2 separate regions of the Homo sapiens genome follow, and region 2 is linked to region 1. Evidence: chromatin loops called from intact Hi-C (ENCODE). Cell type or tissue: heart left ventricle. All regions are shown on one strand. Links, peaks and the distances in the headings refer to the core of each region. The heading gives the core; the rest is flanking DNA.

Region 1 (10,595 bases), core at 2,437-7,436:
GGGTTACAAAATGAGACCCTGTCTCAAAAAAATAAAAAAAAAATAAGAAGGAGAAGGAGAAGAAAAGAAGCATTCTTGAATAGAACATACGGCTAAAATGCAGGCCATTAGGCAAAATGAACTTTAACATGTTTGAGGAAGCAGAGGGTTAGTGAGGTGAATTGTACTGGGCTAGGGACAGAGTGACGCAAGATAGAGTTGTTGTAGAGGTACAGTTTCAAGTGTGATTTCTTTAATCTAAAATCTAGAGTTCCTCCCTGAGAGAAATGATCTTTCAGATTTTCTAGATTTTCCTTTAATTCCTTTAAACTGTAAGCATCCATTCTTTGGATTAACTGTTAAATGCAGACCTTGTATAAATTACTCCAATCATATACTTTCTTCCTGAGGATTATATTTAGAGGATGGGAGCTTTGATTAACAAGACCCTTCCCCTGCCTCCCAGTACTCATACATTGTATAGCATAGGTAGGTAAGGAGGAATACTGCTGGCGAATTTCCTAGTAGTGGCAGTGGAGAGCCATTGAGAGAAAAATCTGCTGGGGGCCCAGAAATCTCTATTTAAAAAAAATTTGTCTTATGGAAAATTTCAAACATATACTGAGGAAGACAGAAGACTATAATGAATCCCTCATCCAGCCATTAACCCCTGGCCAATGATGTCGATTATAGCTGTTACCAGTGACGTTGACCCTGATCCTTTATGGAATGGAATTTTTGTTATGTTATTTTTTAGGGTGCTATGAGGATAAGAAAAGAAACAGGCATTTGAGAAGAAAATTATAACCGAATTTATACTTATAAATTTTTGATATCATAATCTCAGGTGATTCACATGGACACGCGTAAACACACCCACAAGTGCAGCTAGAAGTAAATCACCCAGAAACTGTCATTGTCCTTGTACATTGTATATACAATGCAATCATTTCATACCTTGGCCAGAAAACTGTGATTTCTGTCTTGCAAAGCTGTATGTAGTAGATAATGTGATAACCTGTAATATTGATCTGATAAATATGTATTCAGATGAAACCTGTAAAAAAAAAAAGCCCCTCTTCTGACATTTTTCAGTCTCTAGTATTATGTTGAAGTAAATCTCAGATATAATTTAATCCCTAATATTTTAATATAGATTGCTAAAAGATTAAAACTTTTAAAGACTTCACCACAATGCCTTTATGATTCCTAAGCAGCAATGAATGATTAATGTTATTAAATATTCAGTAAGTATTCAAGTTTCCATTCGAATCAGAAGTGTCATAACTTTTTTCACATTTTACTTGAGTCAGGAACCTCTCTTTCTGTAAGGTCCTCAGGTGATGAATGGGTTTGGAAGCCTCTCTTGTACAGCCTCATTAGTTGAGCTACAAACATGCATTGTCCTTTCCCTTCAGAAAGTTAGGGCGCTATGAAAGCAGGAGTCCCCAGCCTCCAGCTGTAGACTGGAACTAGTCCGTGGCCTGTTAGGAACTGGGCCACACAGCAGGAGGTGAGCAGCCAGTGAGGGAGCATTACCACCTGAGCTCCCACCTACTGTCAGATCAGCAGTGGCATGAGATTCTCATAGGAGCCTGAGCCCTAATGTGAACTGCGCATGCAAGGGATCTAGGTGGGCGGTGGTCCTTATGAGAATCTAACGAAAGCCTGATGATCTCAGGTGGAACAGTTTCAGTTTCATCCCCAACCCCCACCCCGCCCCATCCATGGAAAGATTGTTTTCCACTAAACTGGTCCCTGGTGCCAAAAAGATTGGGGACTGTTGCTCTAAAGGGGAAGGCAGGTATCTCAAAGCAAATGGATACTCTCAGTGCCTGAAGCACAGTCATTCCTGTATTGTCCTTTGTGGTTCTTATAGGGAAGAGATGTTTTTTGTTTGTTTCTTGTTTTTGTTTGTTTTTACCCAGAAGCCTATCCATCATTTTCTAAGTGTGCTTCCACTTCCATTTCCCCTGATGCCGGAATGCCTTGGCCAAGATAGTAACTGCTTAATGCTTCTTTGCGTGTCTGGCTCAGGAAACAGCTAAGAAAAAAGATAAGAAGTCATAAAGCAGAAATGAGCTCGGCATGTTCACGGAACTGAAAGAATGCCAGCGTAGTGGTCTGGAGTGCAGGGGGACAAGAAGTAGTATGAGATGAAGTCCCCAAGGTTGCCAGAGGGTCAGGTCAGGAAGGGTTTTTTAAACCAATATAAGAAATCTGTATTTTTTCCCCTAAGCACAGCAATAGGCATTGGAGAGTTTTAAGGCATGACATGGTCTAAGTTACATTTTTAAAAGATTATTCTATAGAAGAATGGAAACAGGAAGGCCAGTTAAGAGAAATGGGCCATAGTGAGGTGTTATATAGGCTTGCTTTACAGCTCAGACCTGAAAAAATAAGTTATTTCAAAAGCCATACTGTACTATGACTACTATTATAAAACTTGGTAAGATTCCTTGAGACACCCTCTAAAAAGGGTGCCAAGAGACTGGATCTGAACTATCCAGCACTGAAGGCCTTCAGAGCTGTGCTATTGTAGATGAGCAAGCCTTTTGGGAACTGTTAATAGTGAAAGGAAGAACCACGTGGTGAAGAGCTGGGAGCCACCATTTATGGAGGAGCATGGTATGGTGTCATGGAAAGTGCACCAGACCGGGAGTTGGGGGAAACCCCATCTCTTGTCTACTCCAGGCTGTACACTTTTTTTTTTTTGAGACAGAGTCTCACTCTGTCACCAGGCTGGAGTGCAGTGGCAGAATCTTGGCTCACTGCAACCTCCGCCTCCCAAGTTCAAGCGATTCTCGTGCCTCAGCCTTCTGAATATCTGGGATTACAGGCAGGTGCCACCACACCCAGCTAATTTTTGTATTTTTAGTAAAGACGGGATTTTACCATGTTGGCCAGGAAGGTCTCCATCTCCTGACCTCGTGATCCCCCCGCCTCAGCCTCCCAAAGTGCTGGGATTACAGGCATGAGCCACTGTGCCCAGCCTCTAGGCTGTACATCTTAAGTATTAGTGAGAGGCCCAAAAATGAACACAGAGGCCCTTACCAATTTAAGTATTTTGTTGTTGTTGTTGTTGTTAATGGCTTTGGAAAAACAAGGGGCAAAATCAGACTTTAAAAGTTATATGGGCCAGGTGCGGTGGCTCATGCCTGTAATCCCAGCACTTTGGGAGGCTGAGGCAGGCGGATCACAAGGTCAAGAGATGGAGACCATCCTGGCCAACATGGTGAAACCGTGTCTCTACTAAAAATACAAAAATTAGCTGGGTGTGGTGGCACATGCCTGTAGTCCCAGCTACTCGGGAGGCTGAGGCAGGAGAATCGCTTGAACATGGGAGGCGGAGGTTGCAGTGAGCCGAGATTGTGCCACTGCACTCCAGCCTGGTGACAGTGCAAGACTCCATCTCAAAAAAAAAAAAAAAATAATAAGTTATATGGATAGACATTTACAACATTCCTACATATATGGTTTTTTATAAACTGCCTTCATCACTAGGCTATAACTTCCTTGAGGGCAAATATGTTTTATTTGATTTTTGTATCCTAAGCACATTGCAAAGAACATAACATAAAGTAGGTGCTCAATAAATGAGGTAGGAATGAATGAAACTTCCTGATTTTATTTCCGAAAGTAAAGTGATTCCAGCAACCCCTCTTTAAACCAAAGTAGGCCCAGTCATAATGCTAATCAGATGGCATCACTACTGCCCAGGCAAGTGCTCTTTTTTTCTTAGCAGAGCAATTCTGGCTACACCGGCCTTTCTGCCAAGTGGTTTGAAGAAGGAAACCATCCTAAAGCTTAGGGGAATCATTGACTGATTGGTTCTTTAAAAAACAAAACAAAACAAAAAAAAACGTAATATTTGGGATGGTTTCAGGTTATGATTCTACAAAATTTACTTTTAATCCAACTTCAAGTTCAGACTTCCTTTTTAAGGCCAAGAGTAAACAGGATTAGGGGATGGTTATCAGCAAGATAGGAAGATGATTCGTTCTCCCAGTATCCTGTATCCAGGTTCTTGGTTCTTGCCACATGAACACTCCAGCTTTAGAAGAAGGTTTGTGTTACAGACTTAACCAGACAGCAAAGGATATCATGGGTAAGCAGACTGGCAGTAGTGCATTACAACCCTTCCTTCAGTTTTCTCTCTTTTTCTTGAATTTTAGTCCAAATTCAGCAGTATTATCATGGAGAACCACAAGGCTGCTAAGAAATATGTGTAGAGATAGCTTACAATATAGCAGAGGAAGAGGAAGGAAGGGAGGCGAGAAAGAAGAAAGGAAAGAAGGAGAAGAAAGAGAGGGAAGGAGGAAGGGAAGCAAAGAAAAAGCTTCCATAACACTTCGTTTATATCTCTATTTTAAAGTATTTGTTTAAAACCCAAACTGCTACCACTCTGAATTTTAAGAAATTGGCATAATTCCTGTCAGTGGGGAAATATTAAATATAGGGGCAAGAGAAGGGATGAGACTCTAGGTAGAAGACCCATTGTGTTGTCTGAGAGTTGGATGTGCACAGGTGGGCAGGAGGCTGAGTTTAAGGATATGAGATTGAGAACATTGAATTATTCTGTATAATAAAGTTGGAAGAATTGTTCACTGGGGTGAGTTTGGGGGTTGGGATTATTGCTAAGAGATAGCCAAAAAAAAAAAGAGGTCAGAGGCAGAGGGAGAAAGGCCTGTCAAAGTGGTAGGAAGGAGGAAGACTTTAAAAAGAGAAAGTCTGTTATTCAATTTGCAACTGTTAATGTTACTGTAAATGCACACACTGACACACACACAGGCACACACATCCCCCATGCTCCCAGACAGCAACATAAGTCCTCTATAAGCTCACAGCTTGTCATGAATGAATCATTATGATAATCAAAGAAAAGGGGTTGTGTTCCACATCTTTGGGAGATTTCATGGAGATTGAAGATGAAATGTGTGTAACAATAAGGAAGTCCAAAAACTGAACTGTGTCAGATGAAGCAGGAGCTTAGACTAAGTCCAAGTTGAATGGGAAAATGACAAACCGCTCGAAGGAAGTAGGTCGTATACATCTTTATATTCTCAAAGCTTAGTATAGTGTCTGGCATGTAACAGAAACTTAACAAATGTTCATTAAATGAATGAATAAATGAGGAAAAATTAGATTCATATGATACCAAGTGGCAGAATGGCATTATTAAATCAAGTGTCAACATAACTCACATTTCTTATTCCAGAATTGGAAATCAGGTTCATCTTAGTCATACCTGCCTCTGATCTCCAGGTGGCAGTATTTTATCATATTAAATTGTTTTGAGACCACAGATTCCATTTACTTTTTGAGAAAGGAGAACAGAAATGTATTTAAAATAAAAATTCAATTCTGTAGCTCATTTCTATAATTGTACAGAACTAAGTAAGTGATAGAATATGATTACATGAGATTATAGATTTATTCCCCAATTTCAATATAAATGAGAATTATTGGTAGTTCCTGAATTCAACCAGTTTCCTAAACCTTGAAGGTAAATACAAATTGGTGTGCTTTGTTTACAAAATGTATGGATTTCTTCAAAGTATGAAAATCTGTGTGTGTGTGTGTTTGTGAGAGAGAGAGTGAGAAAGAGTGAGAGAGAGGAGAGAGAGAGACACAGGGACAGAAAGAGACAGAGAGCAGTAATATGTTTAGAAGTAATTCACTTCCAGGCCAAGCACGGTGGCTCATTCCTGTAATCCTAGCATTTTGGGAGGCTGAGATGGAAGCATCGCTTGAGCCCAGGAGTTCAAGACCAACCTGGGCAACACAGTGAGACCCTATTTTTTTTCATAAAGAAGTAATTAACTTTCAACAAACAGGGTAACCAGATTAAGTAGAATGGCCAGTCAAATCTAAGTTTCAGATAAACAAGGAATACTTTATTCATATGTCTCATGCAATATGTAGTGCATACACTAAAAAAGTCTTCCTTGTTTTTCTGAAATTCAGATTTAACTGAGAGATCTGTAATTTCCTTAGCTAAATCTGGCAACCTTACCAACAAATATTCTGTTGTTACTGTTAATTCCAAAATAACAGAACGTTAAGGGAGGCCCCACTTCTACCAAAAATAAAAAATTTAGCCTGACACAGTGGTGTGCACCTGTAGTTAACAGCGATTTGGGAGGCTGAGGCAGGAGGATTGCTTGAGCCCAGGCGTTCGAAGTGGTAGTGCACCATGATGGTGCCATTGCACTCCAGCCTAGGTGATAAGAGTGAGACTCTATCTCTAAATAAATAAACAAATAAATAAAACAAAACAGAACTTCAAGTCTGCAAGGCAAAAAATGGTGTTTCCTTATTTGGAGAGATAAAAAGGAATTAGCAGGCAGGGGCAGCTTTCTTGTAAGTCTAACTTGATTGCTTTTTGTGCTCTACCAGTTTGGAGTCAAGCCCCTCAGCTGAGTAACTTATCTTCGGGAAACTGAGCTCTCTAGCAAGTGCAGATGGTAAAGCCTAATTATTTTATATACATGCAGTGTTTTACAGCACCTGTGAGTCTGGTTGCAAAAGCCAGACCCTGTGAACAATGGAAAAGATCCCAGGCCCCTTCACCCTCTAATTTATATTTTCCAGGAGTACCTGATCCATAGCAGCTATGATAACAGAAACAGATGAATTGCTTAGGAAGTAAATTCTCTTTCAAAATGTAAAGGACTTTCTGGTAAATCAAATGAGATATAGATTTATACACATTTGGATATTTAATATAAACATTCTGTCTTCCAGGTAAACTGTGCTTCAAAATTTCATTTGTAAATAAATTCCTGAACTCAAATAAATTTTCCATAGAAACAATATTATGAGTGGCAGTCAGGTCTTTTGGTTACCTAGTAAAGGTATATAATTAATTGATTATATGAGTGAAACACTGTATTTGCAGTTAAAAGTATGTTTTTTTTTTAAAAAAAAAAGGTTGTATTTTTTAAGAGTAAAAATTTAAAAAGCTTTTTTTTTTCTTTCAGACAGAGTCTTGCTGTGTCGCCCAAGCTAGAGTGCAGTGGTGTCATCTGGGCTCATTGCAACCTCCGCTTCCTGGATTCAAGCAATTCTCATGCCACAGCCTCCCAAGTAGCTGGGACTACAGGTGCGCACCACCATGCCTGACTAATTTTTGTATTTTTAGTAGAGACAGGGTTTCACCATGCTGGCCAGGCTGGTCTCGAACTCCTGACCTCAAGTGATCCACCTGCCTCAGCCTCCGAAAGTGCTGGGATTGCAGGTGTGAGCCACCATGTCCGCCCATTGAAAAGCTCTTTAAATATTGAATGCTCATGTTTGAAAAAATATAACCTATGTTTATTTTGCTCTTGCCTTGTTCCTGACCATTCTTAAGTGCTTATATGAATTAACCCTTTTAGTTCGTGTAACCCTAAGAGGCAGATTCCTTTATGATCCCTCTTTACAGATAAGGAAATTGGGGCAAAGGTTAAACAGCTGCTCCAAATTATACAGCTACTGAATAGTGGAAATGGGATTTGGACCAACCACAAGCACATTAACCACTGTACACTACAGTTTCATTAGCTTAGGATAAAGAAGGACCTGAACCATCTGAGAAGATTGTGAAGGGGACATCTGATGACCATCTAGGATGGTACATGGTGGTCTCTGAGTCTAGAACGGTTCAAGGTAAATGGCTGGTCTTTCCCTTAATTTAGGTATATGATGAATAGTACTTTTGTGCTTGTCAACTGTAATGGAGTTGTTTTGGAGTTTATAAATGGAACAAACGCTGTCAGAAAGAGAAAGATTTACTTGAGTAACTGGATAATGGTTAATAAAAGGTGGAAGAGGATTAACAAGTACATGCTTGTGGGGTGTGAGAAAGAGATTGCTGGGGTGGAAATAACTGAGCTGAGACCTGGAAAGAAAAAACAGGGAAGAATTTGACTTTACATAATTATTTACATGAAAAGGGAGGGGAAAATGGAAGGGATATTGCCCTGTATTATGGTTTGTTCTAACTTGTTCAGATGTATGACAACCCACTGTGGTTCATGTACCACAGCCATGGCAATAGTGGACTTACCAGGGGCCCCTACTCCAGATGATGGTCTTATGTCCTTAAGAAAGAGTCCAATTTCGACCTCAAAGTAGTTGTCTTTGGACACCCCTTCTACCCTCTTTCCTCTCCCAGAGCATTAGATATGAGGTCATGAGAGTGAAGGGGAAAGAGTCCTGGACTTATTGTTGGGGGAACAGAGTTCCAACTCTGCTACCTAACTAGTTCTCCTTTTGTGAGTTAAAGTCTTTGAGCCCCTCTTTCCTAAGCTGCGAAAACGGATGATTTTACCCACTTCATGGTTTTGTTGTAAGCATTAGGTGAGGTGCTGTATGTGAGAGCATTGAATAGAAAGCATGACTGGGGGGTCAGGAGGGGCAAGGGTGACCCTTCCTGTGATCCATACTCATCTGTGGCCACGATAGGGGCCTCTCTCCCTTAACCACCAGTAACTGTTGAACAAGGGAAGGATCTAGATATTTATTTACCATCTACTATGTATGCTATAGAATGTTAGTGTTAGCCAGGAAACTGGGTTCAGAGATGGGCTGCCTGGGTTCAAATCCTAGTTCTAGCTGTGTAATTTTGGGCAAATAATTTGAACTCTCAGAACCCCGTTTCTTTCCTGTGAAGTTGGAGTCATAATGAGACCTTCCTCAGAGGTTAGCTGTGAGGTGGGAGACAGTCTGTAGGAGTTCACAGTCTATTGGGAGAGTCAGGTTTGTAAACAAGCAATCACAATGCACCATGTGGTAAAGTGCAGTCATGGAGACAGGAATAAAATGCTTTGGTAGCATGGGGAGGGGAGGAAGGGGGGACTAACCTGGCATAAAGGTTCAATGAGAGACATGAGATGTGTGTGTGTGTGTGTGTGTGTGTGTGTGTGTTCATATGTATATATAGACACATACACCTTTTTGGGCAAACAAAACCGTTCCTGTCTTCAGGCCTAAGGATGAAGCTAAACTGGCTCACCAGGTCCTTTATGCCTGGGCTCTGTGATCTCCACACCCCCTTACTCTGCCGCCACTTGCTATTCTCTGTCTTTGGAGGCACTTCCATGACTCTGTTTTTGCACATTCTGTTCCCTGACGTAGAATGCTCTTCCATATCTAAACACCTCCAGAGCTCAACAGAGATAACAAAAATATCAAGAGTGCAAGAATAGCCAAATAAACAATACAAATAATTTCAGCAGTTTAAAGTTAATAAATACCCGTGATTTACATGCACAGTCTCATCTATGCCTTTTTGGTTTTTCTTCTTTTTTTTTTTTTTTGATACGGAGTTTCCCTTTGTTGCCCAGGCTGGAGTGCAGTGGCGCGATCTCAGCTCACCGCAACCTCCACATCCCGGGTTCAAGCGATTCTTCTGCCTCAGCCTCCTGAGTAGCTGGGATTGCAGGTGCTGCCACAATGCCCGGCTACCATCTAAGCCTTTTCAAAACCTTAGAAGACAAGTACTGTATTTAACCCAATTTGAAAGTGAGGATTATTGAAGGTAAAATATACTAACTAGCCTTTTGTAAGTCACACAACCAGCCAGTAGTACAGCTAGGATTTTTACCTAGCTCTGGCTAATCCTAGAGCTCACCTCTTAACTTCTGTTGTCTCTCAAAATTAATTCCTTGGGCTGAGCATGGTGGTGCATGCCTGTAATCCCAGCACTTTGGTAGGCTGAGGCAGGCAGACCACATGAGGTCAAGAGTTTGAGACCAGCCTGGCCAACATGGCAAAACCCTGTCTCTACTGAAAATACAAAAATTAGCCAGGCGTGGCGGTACATGCCTATAGTCCCTGCTACTCAGGAGGCTGAGGCAGGAGAATCACTTGAGCCTGGGAGGTGGAGGTTGCAGTGAGCTGAGATTGTACCACTGCACTCCAGCCTGGGTGACAGGGCGAGACTCTGTCTAAAAAAAAGGCCGGGCGCAGTGGCTCACGCCTGTAATTCCAGCACTTTGGGAGGCCAAGGTGGGCAGATCACCTGAGGTCAGGAGTTTGAGACCAGGCTGACCAACATGGAAAAACCCCGTCTCTACTAAAAATACAAAATTAGGAGGGCGTGGTGGCGCATGCCTGTAATCCCAGCTACTCAGGAGACTGAGGCAGGAGAATCATTTGAACCCAGGAGGCAGAGGTTGCGGTGAGCTGAGATTGTGCCATTGCACTCCAGCCTGGGCAACAAGAGCAAAATTCCATCTCAAAAAAATAAAAATAAAAATAAAATTTAACTCCTTAGTAAAGTAATTCTGCAACTTAAATATCAAAAACAAAAATTGTCCTCATATGTAATCTGTTAGTTTTATTGCCTCTCTTATTACAATACCCATCATAATTTTTTTACTTTTATTTTTCTAAATTGCAAAAGTAAAGTTTATTATAGAGTTAGAAAATGTAAATAACCAATATAACAAGAGTAAGGAAATTATTATCCAAAATTTCACATTCTAAAGGGGAAAACCCCAATTTTAATCAATAGGGTACATCCTGTATGATTTCATTTATATGATATCCTAGAAAAGGCCGAAACTATAGGGAAAGAAACAGTGGTTGCCAGGATCTGGGCTACAAAAAGCATCAGGGCTAATGGGAAT
Region 2 (10,595 bases), core at 3,713-8,712, 490 kb after region 1:
CTGGAGTTGGGTTGAGAAGGCTAAGCTTTAGTCTTGGCTCTGAATTAAGCAGCCTTGTAGCCCTGAGTCAGGCTCGCCAAGGCCCCAAGTTCCTCAGTATAAAGGAAGTAATCACTGGAAAAGTGACTATGGAGTTGAAATATACATACTTGGATGCAACTAACATAGCTGAATGCAACACAGGGAGGGGATGAGAAAGGAGGGTAGTTGTGGGTTTTTTGTTTGTTTTTGTTTGTTTGTTTTTGAGACGGGGTCTCACTCTGTCACCCAGGCTGGGGTACAGTGGCACAATCTCAGCTCACTGCAACTTCCACCTCCCAGGTTCAAGCGATTCTCATACCTCAGCCTCCTGGATAGCTGGGATTACAGGTATGTGCCACCACACCTAGCTAATTTTTGTATTTTTAATAGAGACGGGGTTTCACCACGAAGGCCAAGCTGGCCTCTAACTCCTGACCTTAAGTGATCCTCCCGCCTCTGCCTTCCAAAGTGCTGGGGTTACAGGTGTGAGCCACTGCCTGTAATTATTAGTATTAATTCCGAGTTTAGGACTTCACCCTCACCCCAAGAGGATGAGACTTATTTGCATGGTGTTCCACTGTATCTTTGATTCTTACAGAAATTACAAAAAGCCTGGAGACTCCTCAGCAACTATCAGAACCAAAACAGGGACGAAATCTATATGGCTGCTAAGGTGGAAACAGACTGGTTTCTCTGAAATTAATTTGACGTCTGGTCAAATGGCCTAATGATATTTGCCAGAAATTTTCATTTATCAAAGTATAATGAATGTTTTCTATGTGCTAGGTAAAGGTCTGATGAATTCAAGTAATGCAAAGCTTATTTCTGTGCTAAAATTCCACAGTTCTATACAATACTCTGACATGACATCAGGAATGGCCACAGTTAGTACAGCGCTGATCATCAGATTGCTGGCACTGCTTCTCCTCATACATAATGAAAAGATCAAATAGAAGTCTCCAAACTCTAGGTTAACTGCTGCTCTGATTCACTTGTCACTTCATACCTGGAATTTAGAATCACAAAGAATCATAGATCCTTATTTTGTTGAATTCTTATGAAAAGCCCTTTTCTATCATTAAAGTTAAATAACTTTCCTATGGACATAGCAATTGAGCTTACTGTTCCATTAATAACAGCGATGGCTAATTAACAGTGATGACTGATGAATATGGGAACTGCGAATAGTCTGTTACTTATTCATTTTACATGTACTGAATGACTCCTTTTATTAAGGTCCGGGCAAGAGAGTCACAGAGATTACTTTTGGCAGAAACTATGGTCTTCTCAAATGAAAGCTGGAATGTTTAGGGTCCTCAACCAAATTCTCAGACTTATAAGCTCTGGGCAGTACCTGCCATCCCTACTGAAAGGAGTTTGTGAAAACAAACGGAAATCAAGCATTGCTTTAGGTAAACTAAATAAATGGCTCTCATACATTTGAATGATTACTTTTCTTTTCTTTTTTTTTTTTAAAAAGACAGAGTCTCGCTCTGTTGCTCAGGCTGAAGTGCAGTGACGCGATCTCAGCTCACTGCAACCTCTGTCTCCCAGGTTCAAGGGGTTCTTCCACCTTAGCCTCCCAAGTAGCTGGGACTACAAGTGCTGGTCAACATGCTCAGCTAATTTTTGTATTTTTTTTGTAGAGATGGGGTTTCACCATGTTGGCCAGGCTGGTCTTGAACTCCTGACCTCAAGTGATCCACCCGCCTCGGCCTCCCAAAGTCCTAGGATTATTGGCGTGAGCCACTGTGCTCGGCCTGAATGCTTATTTTTCAAATGGATGTAAATGTTATAATGATTAACAAAATACAAATTGATCACCTCTCCAGTGATCCTGATCCCCAAGTTTGAGACCCAATCTTACTTTCCCCAGTTCCATCCTAGTTCTTGAAGCAAGACTCCAAATGCCAATCAATGATGAGGACTCTGCCACCCATGGACAGACCTCACTGTATGTTCTGACCTTCTGCCTGATTCCTAAATAGTGCCTCGCCCCGAATTCTACATGGCTGGGTTCCACCTGCCAGTTTATTCTGACACCTTGTAAGAGCCCCCAGTGCCAACCATAGGCAACATAACATGCCCTTTGGACAACAGATTCTGTGCCCCAGTTGGACTGTCTTGCCCAGCCCTGTGCTGTTCCTGCTGGGCACAGAGCAATGCCGAGCTGTGTGAGGATACAGACACTCCAGAGAGGGCAGGGCCTTGCTCTGCACCTCCTTCTGCTGGAGCCAGGAGAGGATAACTGCAATCAGAAACCAGTCTGGGGAGGGTGGGTGCGGCGGCTCACGCCTGTAATCTCAGCACTTTGGGAGGCTGAGGCAGGCAGATCACCTGAGGTCAGGAGTTCAAGGCCAGCCTGGCCAACATGGTGAAACCCCATCTATACTCAAAATACAAAAATTAGCCGGGCATGGTGGTGGGCACCTGTAATTCCAGCTGCTCTGGAGGCTGAGGCAGAAGAATCGCTCGAACCTGGGAGGTGGAGGTTGCAGTGAGCTGAGATCACGCCACTGTACTCCAGCCTGGGGGACAGAGCTAGACTCTTAAGAAAACAACCAAACAAAAAAACCAACCAACCAACCAAACAAAAAACCCAGTCTGGGGACTCAGAGCCAATCCAGGGCAAGGCTGGAGCTCTAACTTACTAAGGCAAGCGATGACCAGACTAAACTTTTGCAGACTCCCCAATCTTTGGCATTATGGCCGAGCCACAATAAGCCATGAAAAGTGGCTTTTGCCAAAAAATACTGCACCACAACAATATGGCATACTGCTCTCTACACTCTCATGTGAAATTTCTAATAGTTAAATAGGATTTTAAAAGTTCTTGTGGTCCATATACACCACGGAACACTACACAACCATAAAAAAGAACAAAATCATGTCCTTTGTTGCAACATGGACATAGCTGAAGGCTATTATCCCAAACGAGTTAATGCAGGAACAGAAAACCAAATGCCATATGTTCTCACTTGTAAGCGGGAGCTAAACACTGGGTACTCATGGACGTCCAGACGGTAACAACAGATACTGGGGACTGCAAGGCAGGAGAGGGAGGGAAGGTAAAGGGTTGAAAACTGTTGGCTACTATACTCAGTACCCGGGTGATGGGATCAGTTGACCCCAAACCTCAGCATCATGCAATATGCCCAGGTAACAAACCTGCACATGTACCCCTTTAGTCTAAAGTAATAGTTGAAATTATATATAGAGAGAGAACTATCACATGAGACTCTGCAAAAGGCACCAACTTGTTCACAAGCCATTGCAACTCACAAGCCATTGCAACCTTACACAAAATAGTACTCCTGTGAGGACATCTGCCCAGCCCCTGCTTGCCTGTCTAACTTAAACTGGCACCGCCCTTGTTACTGATCCTTTACTCAAGGATCATTGTCTCAAAACAATGATGAAATCCTCCTCATTTTTCCTTTAAACACCTTTGTCATCCTTTACCTCCCTGTATACGCACATAGTTTACTATGGCGGGCATATTCCCATTGCAATGTCTATTCCTGAATAAATATTTTCTTAAAAAAGATAAAAGCTCTGGACACTGAAGACAAGGATGCTGGTAAGTATTTGGCATTATTATTAATTCTGGTACAGCTGGGAAGGGAAGGGAGGGCCTCTGATATGGATAAACGGAAGGAAACCAACTTTTTGTTTTGAGACAGGGTCTTGCTCCTGTTGCCCAGGCTGGAGTACAGTGGTGTAATCTCGGTTCACTGCAACCTCTGCCTCCCGGGTTCAAATGATTCTTCTGCCTTAGCCTCCCAAGTAGCTGGGATTACAGGCACCTGCCACCATGCCCAGCTAATTTTTGTATTTTTAGTAGAGACGGAGTTTTGCCATGTTGGCCAGGCTGGTCTCGAACTCCTGACCTCAGGTGATCCACCCACCTCAGCCTCCCAAAGTGCTAGGATTATAGGCATGAGCCACGGCACTTGGCCAGGAAGCCAACTTTAAAATCAGTCATTTTACATTTATTGGTAAACCCCAAGAACACTGAATGATATGGGCAACTATTAGCATGTGAGAACTTCCAGGAATAATCCTAGGCCTACACATCCTATAGATATGGCCTACGGTTTTACACCAACAGACAAAGGTGCTAAGTTAGTCCTCATCTAATGGGGCACAGTGAACCCTACAGACTCCCACATGGAAAAGGGACAGAAAACTCCTGTGAAGTGAACTCATGACACTTCCCTGGAACTGTCACCATTGCCAGGGAAGCTTTGTGGGTGCTGTTTCAAAGTCTGCTCCAAGCACCAACACTTCTCTGAAAGAGGCTTTAAAGCGTGAGCCGTCCCACCCTACCACGTGCCCCAAGGCCTTGCAACGAACCACTGACCGGTCAGCATTGTGATGAGGGGAAGGCTGTTATCTTCTGGGCTGCCCCAATAGCCAGCCTCTCCAAGCATGTTCCTGTCGAGCACCTGATGGTAGAGCTCCTCAATCCAGGCCTGAGAGAAGACCATCAGCACGCCGCTGGTCTGCACCTGCTTCATGAAGTCCTTCTACAGAGAGATCGCATGAGAAGGTGACCACATAACACCCTGCTCACTAACAGGCTCCTAAGTGCCTCTGCTGCCTCTTCACGTCACAGAGCCCTGAACTAAACCAAGGCTTGTGTATTGGGTAAGGGGGCGGCAAGTGGGGAGAAGTAGAGATGGAGGATTCCCAAATGTGCTGAGGTTTCCTTCACTGATGACACCTTTTGACAGATACCTTGCAGAAGGATTAGAGAGACTGCACTTTACATTCTTACTCTTGGATGTGTGGAAAGGTTTGCAATTGCACAGATGTCTTTAATAGCGTACGAGCTTCCTTTTCTAGGAGCCCCAACAGAAGCAGAGGTGGAACGTGCTCCTGCAGGAATGTGCACATCTCCAGAGACACTTCACTTATGCTCATGAAGCAATCACTTATCTTTGGGAATTTACAATTTATCAAGCAAGCAAATGATTATTGATTTCCTTCATGTAGATCCATGGATTTAGGCTCAGGAACTGATAATAGGGCACACCATGGAGTGGCTTGCTCCATCACAGGAGCTAACCACAGGACAACCAACACTCTCATTGTATCCCTTACAGGAAGTGCTTATGAGCAACAGCCAGTGAGCTTAGTTCTGGGTCAACAGTAGGTCTGGGAACATGTTGGAATACGGTGAAGAGTTTTTATAAGTGCACACCTTCAGCCAGGCCTGGTGGCTCATGCCTGTAATCCCAACGCTTTGGGAGGGCAAGGTGGGAGGATTGCTTGAGCCCAGGAGTTCAAGGCTGGCATGGGCAACATAGCGAGACCCTGTCTTTACAAAAAATAATTAAAAAATTAGCCAGGCTTGGTGGTGCACACCTGTAGTCCCAGCTACTTGGGAGTTGAGGTGGGAGGACTGCTTGAGCCCAGGAGTTTGAGGTTGCAGTGAGCCATGCCATGCTCACACCACTGCACTCTAGCCTGGACAACAAAGCGGGGCTCTGTCTCAAAAAAAAGAAAAACACAACTCATTTTCAGCAAATTTCTTGCACATCTTCTGATCTCCCTTAACACGTCAATGATGTGGTTTTGAACAGGTTTTATACACATGTTTAATAATGACATGAGATGAAACTACTGGGTTATCCCTGGGCAGCCATTTCCAGAGCCTCACGTCCATACACTCTTCACTGGAGCCCAGTGGGCAGCTCTGTGCTCACGGTGCTGGGCAACTGTATATCTGTGCCCTTATATATATGTCATCTCCTTCCATCCCCCAAAGTCCCACTGGCATTACCAACCTAGAGCAGTCTGGAACAAAACACGCTGTGCCATCCCACTCAGGGCACTGAGGCTAGGCTGTACACCAGGAAGTTACAGCCTGCCCTCTGCCAGTCCAATGAGGGACGGCACACTCACCATCACGCCTGGCGCCAGGGTCGGCCGCTTCCTGTAGTAGTCACCGTGGGAGAGCTTCAGGTTGAGGAGCAGGGCGCAGTGTGCAGCTGTGTAGAGGCTGTCTGCGTTCATCAGCATCTGGAAGCTGAGGCTGCTATTCCCGTCAAAGCCAGGAGAGTGCATCATGCCTAAGGGAGACAATGAAGGGACTTTTGGGGGTGTGAACAGTGTGCTTGGCAAGGCTGGCTTCCAGAGAGCTGCGAACCCATCGTGAGAGATACTGCATCAATAGGATATTTCTGTATAGCACTGACAGCTAGCCAGGAATATCCTTAGGGCCAGATACACACCCCAGCCTGGTGGCAAAGAGCATGCGCTCAGGAGTGGATCTGCCTGGGCCTGGATCCTGATCTCTTACTTAGCAGCTAGAACTTTGATAAACTCATGTAAACCCTGTAAGTCTCACCTTCTTTTCCTATAATAAGAAGAATTGACTGCATTCTATCCCTAGCTTGAGCCCTCCGGTGGCTCCCTATCACAATGTAATAAAACTCCAACCTCACCCTCCTCTCTCCCTCTCATTCCCCGCAGCCACCCTGACTGCCTGCTGTCCCTCAGCCACACCAGGCCTGGACCTGCCGCAGGGCCTTTGCATTTGTTTTTGTCACTCCTAGAATGATCTCAGGATCTCTGGATGCTGCGCTCCCTCAATTCTGCCAAGTCTCTGCTCAAGTGACAGAGAGACCTTCCCTTTTAATTCCATTATTAAATAGCAAATCCACTCCTGCCCCTCACCAATATGCCGCTTACCCGGCTTTTAAAAAATGGCCTCGATGGCATTTATTCTACCCAGTTTTATATTAACATATACTTGTTTATCATCTGCCATCACCACTATAAAATCAATGAGAGGGTGACATTTCATTCATTTTGTTCACTACAGAATCCCCAATGCCTAGAACAGCATTTGGTACATAGTAGACCCTTAAAAACATTTGCCGAATGAGTAAGAATTAATGGATATGATTGCATGGGAATTAGATGCAATAATGCATGTAAGATGTTTAGAAAAGTTATTAATACAACTTTTCAAAAGGAATAATGTTTCTCGAAAAGCTAAACATAGAATCACTATATGACCCAGCAATTCTACTCCGATATAACCAGAAGGACTGAAAGCAGGGATTTGAACAGACGTTTGTACATCAGTGTTCACTGCAGCATTACTCACAACAGCCAAAAGGTGGAAACAACTGAAGCGCCCATCAACAGATGAATGGATAAGCAAATTGTGGTATGTATATAAAATGGGTATTACTCAGCCATGAAAAGGAATGGCGTTCTGATATATGCCACAACATAGAGGCGCCTTGAAAACATTATGCTAAGTGTCAGGCACAAAATAACAAATATATATGATGCACTCTATGAAGCACCTAGAATAAATTAGAAGAAATAGAAAATAGATTGGAGGTTACCAGGGACCAGGGACCAGGGGCAGAGTACCTTCTATTTGGAATGTTAAAAAAGTTCTGGAAATGCTTGCACAACACTGTGAATACAATTAGTACCACTGAATTGTATACTTAAAATTTATTAAAATAGCAAATTTTGTTACATCTATTTTTACCATGATGAAAACAAATAATAATGTAATACATCAAAACACGTTAGGCCAGGTGCAGTGGCTCACACCTGTAATCCCAGCACTTTTGGAGGCCAAGGCAGGCAGATCACTTGAGTCTAAGAGTTCCAGACCATCCTGCCCAAGAGGGTGAAACCCCATCTCTACTAAAAATACAAAAATTAGCCCGGCATGGTGGCGCATGCCTGTAGTCCCAGCCATTTGGTAGGCTGAGGAATGAGAATTGCTGGAACCCGGGAGGCGGAGGCTGTAGTTAGCTGAGATCACACCACTACATTCCAGCCTGGGCAACAGAAAGATACTCTGCCTCAAAAAACAAAAAAACGAAAAACAAAAAGCACGTTAAATTGTGCACTTTAAGCAGGTAAACTGTGTGGTATGTGAGTTATCTCACAATCAAACTGTTAAAAAAATAAATGAGGAAATAAAGAGTTTCAAAAAAAAAACCATTAAATAATAGCTATTGACTTTCTCCCCACTATCTTTTCTTTTAAAAGACATTTTATACTTACTAAAGTTTTCATTTTGAAGATCCCTTTGAGCTTTATATAAATTAACTGAAAAAACAAACAACTATATCTCATGCTCTGAAGATGGGTTCATTCAGTCAGAGTTGTTGGTATCATGGCTCAAACTTTCACAGGGAGCTTGGGGTGAAAACATTACTGAAGTCAGCTTCTCTGCATCTATTAGTATGCTGGTCCTAAGGCCATCTGCAGACAGGCATTTCCAGGCCTTCAGGGTTCCTGACTATCTGGAGCCTGGTGGTCAGCTCGCAGCTTTGCAGCCCACAGACAACTGCACATCTGTGTCCTTACACTGTCATCTCCTCTTACCCTCCAAAGCCCCACAGGCAATACCAGCCAAGTGTGGAACAAAACACACCGAGCCACTCCTCTCAGAGCACCTTGAGAGATTTTCAATGAATGCGCCATTTGTTCCTGCAAATACTTGGAGGCTGAAATCTAGGGATGTGTGGGAAACAGTTCATCTCTACATTTGTGCATGCAAATTACACATGTCCATACACTCTGCAAATCATGTGTAAAATTATTCTTTAATAAAAAATATGGCTCATATGAAATGTAAGCGTTTTCTAGAATTAACAGTCAAAGAAATGAGAGATACAAATTTACAGCTAGAATGTTTATTCAGTGATGTTGTCCCTATGAAAATGAGAGATACAAATTTACAGCTAGAATGTTTATCCAGTGATGTTGTCCCTGTGAATTTTTTTTTTTTTTTTTCCTGAGTCAGAGTCTTGTTCTGTCACCCAGGCTGGAGTGCAGTGGTGCGATCTTGGCTCACAGCAACCTCTGCCTCCCGGGTTCAAGCAATTCTCCTGCCTCAGCCTCCCAAGTAGCTGGGATCACAGGCATGCACCACCACATGCAGCTAATTTTTGTATTTTTAGTAAAGACAGGGTTTCACCATGTTGGCCAGGCTGGTCTCGAAGACCTCGTGACCCACCTGCCTCAGCCTCCCAAAGTGCTGGGATTACAGGTGTGAGCCACCATGCCCGGCCATCCCTATGAATTTTAATAAATAGGTAAGTAAGAAGATGTGGACCAGAGAAAGCTTTCAAAGTGGAAAATAATTCAAGATCTCTGCCATATTTGAGGGCAGTATAAACATTTTTTTGGTGGGACTAAGCATATATATTATTCCCACAAAACCACCTTATATTATTCCCACAAAACCACCTCAGACAATCAAAGAGTGGGCATTACCTCTGCCTTATGAAACAAGGCAGGGGAAATAAAAAACTGCAGAAATTTTGATGTTGCCTCAAGACGTTTTCTACCAAGAGCACTTTGTGATCATGGGCTGAGGTGCATTTTATTATTATTTTTTAAAATTTATTTTATTTATTTATTATTTTTTTTGAGATGGAGTCTTGCTCTTGTTGTCCAGGCTGGAGTGCAATGGCACAATCTCAGCTCACTGCAACCTCTGCCTCCCGGGTTCAAGCAATTCTCCTGCCTCAGCCTCCCGAGTAGCTGGGATTACAGGCATGTGCCACCGCACCCAGCTAATTTTGTATTTTTAGTAGAGACGGGGTTTCTCCGTGTTGGTCAGGTTGGTCTAGAATTCCCGACCTCAGGTGATCTGCCCGCCTCAGCCTCCCAAAGTGCTGGGATCACAGGTGTGAGCCACCATGCCTGGCAAGGCTGAGGTGCATTTTTTTTTTTTTTTTTGAGACGGAGTTTCGCTTTTGTTGCCCAGGCTGGAGTGCAGTGGCGCGATCTTGGCTCACCGCAACCTCTGCCTCCCAGGTTCAAGCAATTCTCCTGCCTCAGCCTCCCGAGTAGCTGGGATTACAGGCATGCACCACCATGCCTGGCTAATTTTGTATTTTTAGTAGAGATGGGGTTTCTCCATGTTGAGTCTGGTCTCGAACTCCTGACCTCAGGGGATCCACCCGCCTTGGCCTCCCAAATGTTGGGATTACAGGTGTGAGCCACCACGCCTTGCTAGGCTGAGGTGCATTTTAAAAGGAAGATCAGACTGCAAGTGAGATCTGAAAACTACATCCTTGGTTAGAACATGAGCAGTGTATCTCAGCCCTGATGGTCCATGGGAACCCCTGGCACTCTCAAGGTGCTAGTGGGGCTGATTCCAGTTATCTGGAGGAGACATAGGGCACAAGACCAGTCTCCTTCCATGGTAAAACAGAAAGTAGCATTCAGGATTGGGTGTTTAACTACCCTGGATCATAGATGAAAGGTACAATTGAGTCTATCAACAAGAAAAAAAAATGAATCTGTAAATGGCTTTCATTTTAGACATCAGTAATAATTCCTTTCAAAATGTTGAAACCAACTACTAATTACCTTGGGATGTTTTGGAAAACTGAGCACTTGCTCAGATGCTGAAAGTGAAAAAGGCCACTAATGTGAGTGTTGACATGGAGATCAAAATCAGCAGAGAAGTGAGGAAGCCCTGGCAGGCACTGCTGGTGGAGACACCCAATAGGAAAGACTTTGTCAGGTTACCTTTGTTGCAGGTAATCTGTTGGTACCAGCCTACATCTGCAGGC

What was found. Peaks named below come from ENCODE experiments on the same cell type or tissue, not always from the same donor. Only the 100,000 strongest peaks of a DNase experiment are listed, where the experiment ranks them.
Region 2: a loop joins it to region 1, with 3 times the contacts of the local background. A loop is called at or near these places in 3 of 110 quality-filtered maps.

The regions. Positions count from the first base shown.
Region 1 is chr6:138,760,746-138,771,340 of GRCh38, reverse strand. CCDC28A-AS1 (CCDC28A antisense RNA 1) reads left to right here. Exons shown (of 3, transcript NR_161205.1): 2 at 6,963-7,084. Among named protein-coding and RNA genes, the nearest start is that of CCDC28A-AS1, 7.7 kb to the left of the region's middle. RefSeq lists an enhancer at 2,596-2,655. In heart left ventricle, for the core only: a CTCF peak has its summit at 5,224 (motif pointing right); no DNase peak of the experiment used is centred there.
Region 2 is chr6:138,273,954-138,284,548 of GRCh38, reverse strand. It overlaps ARFGEF3 (ARFGEF family member 3), which reads right to left. Exons shown (of 34, transcript NM_020340.5): 13 at 5,932-6,098; 14 at 4,385-4,550. Among named protein-coding and RNA genes, the nearest start is that of PBOV1, 61 kb to the right of the region's middle. In heart left ventricle, for the core only: a CTCF peak has its summit at 6,082; no DNase peak of the experiment used is centred there.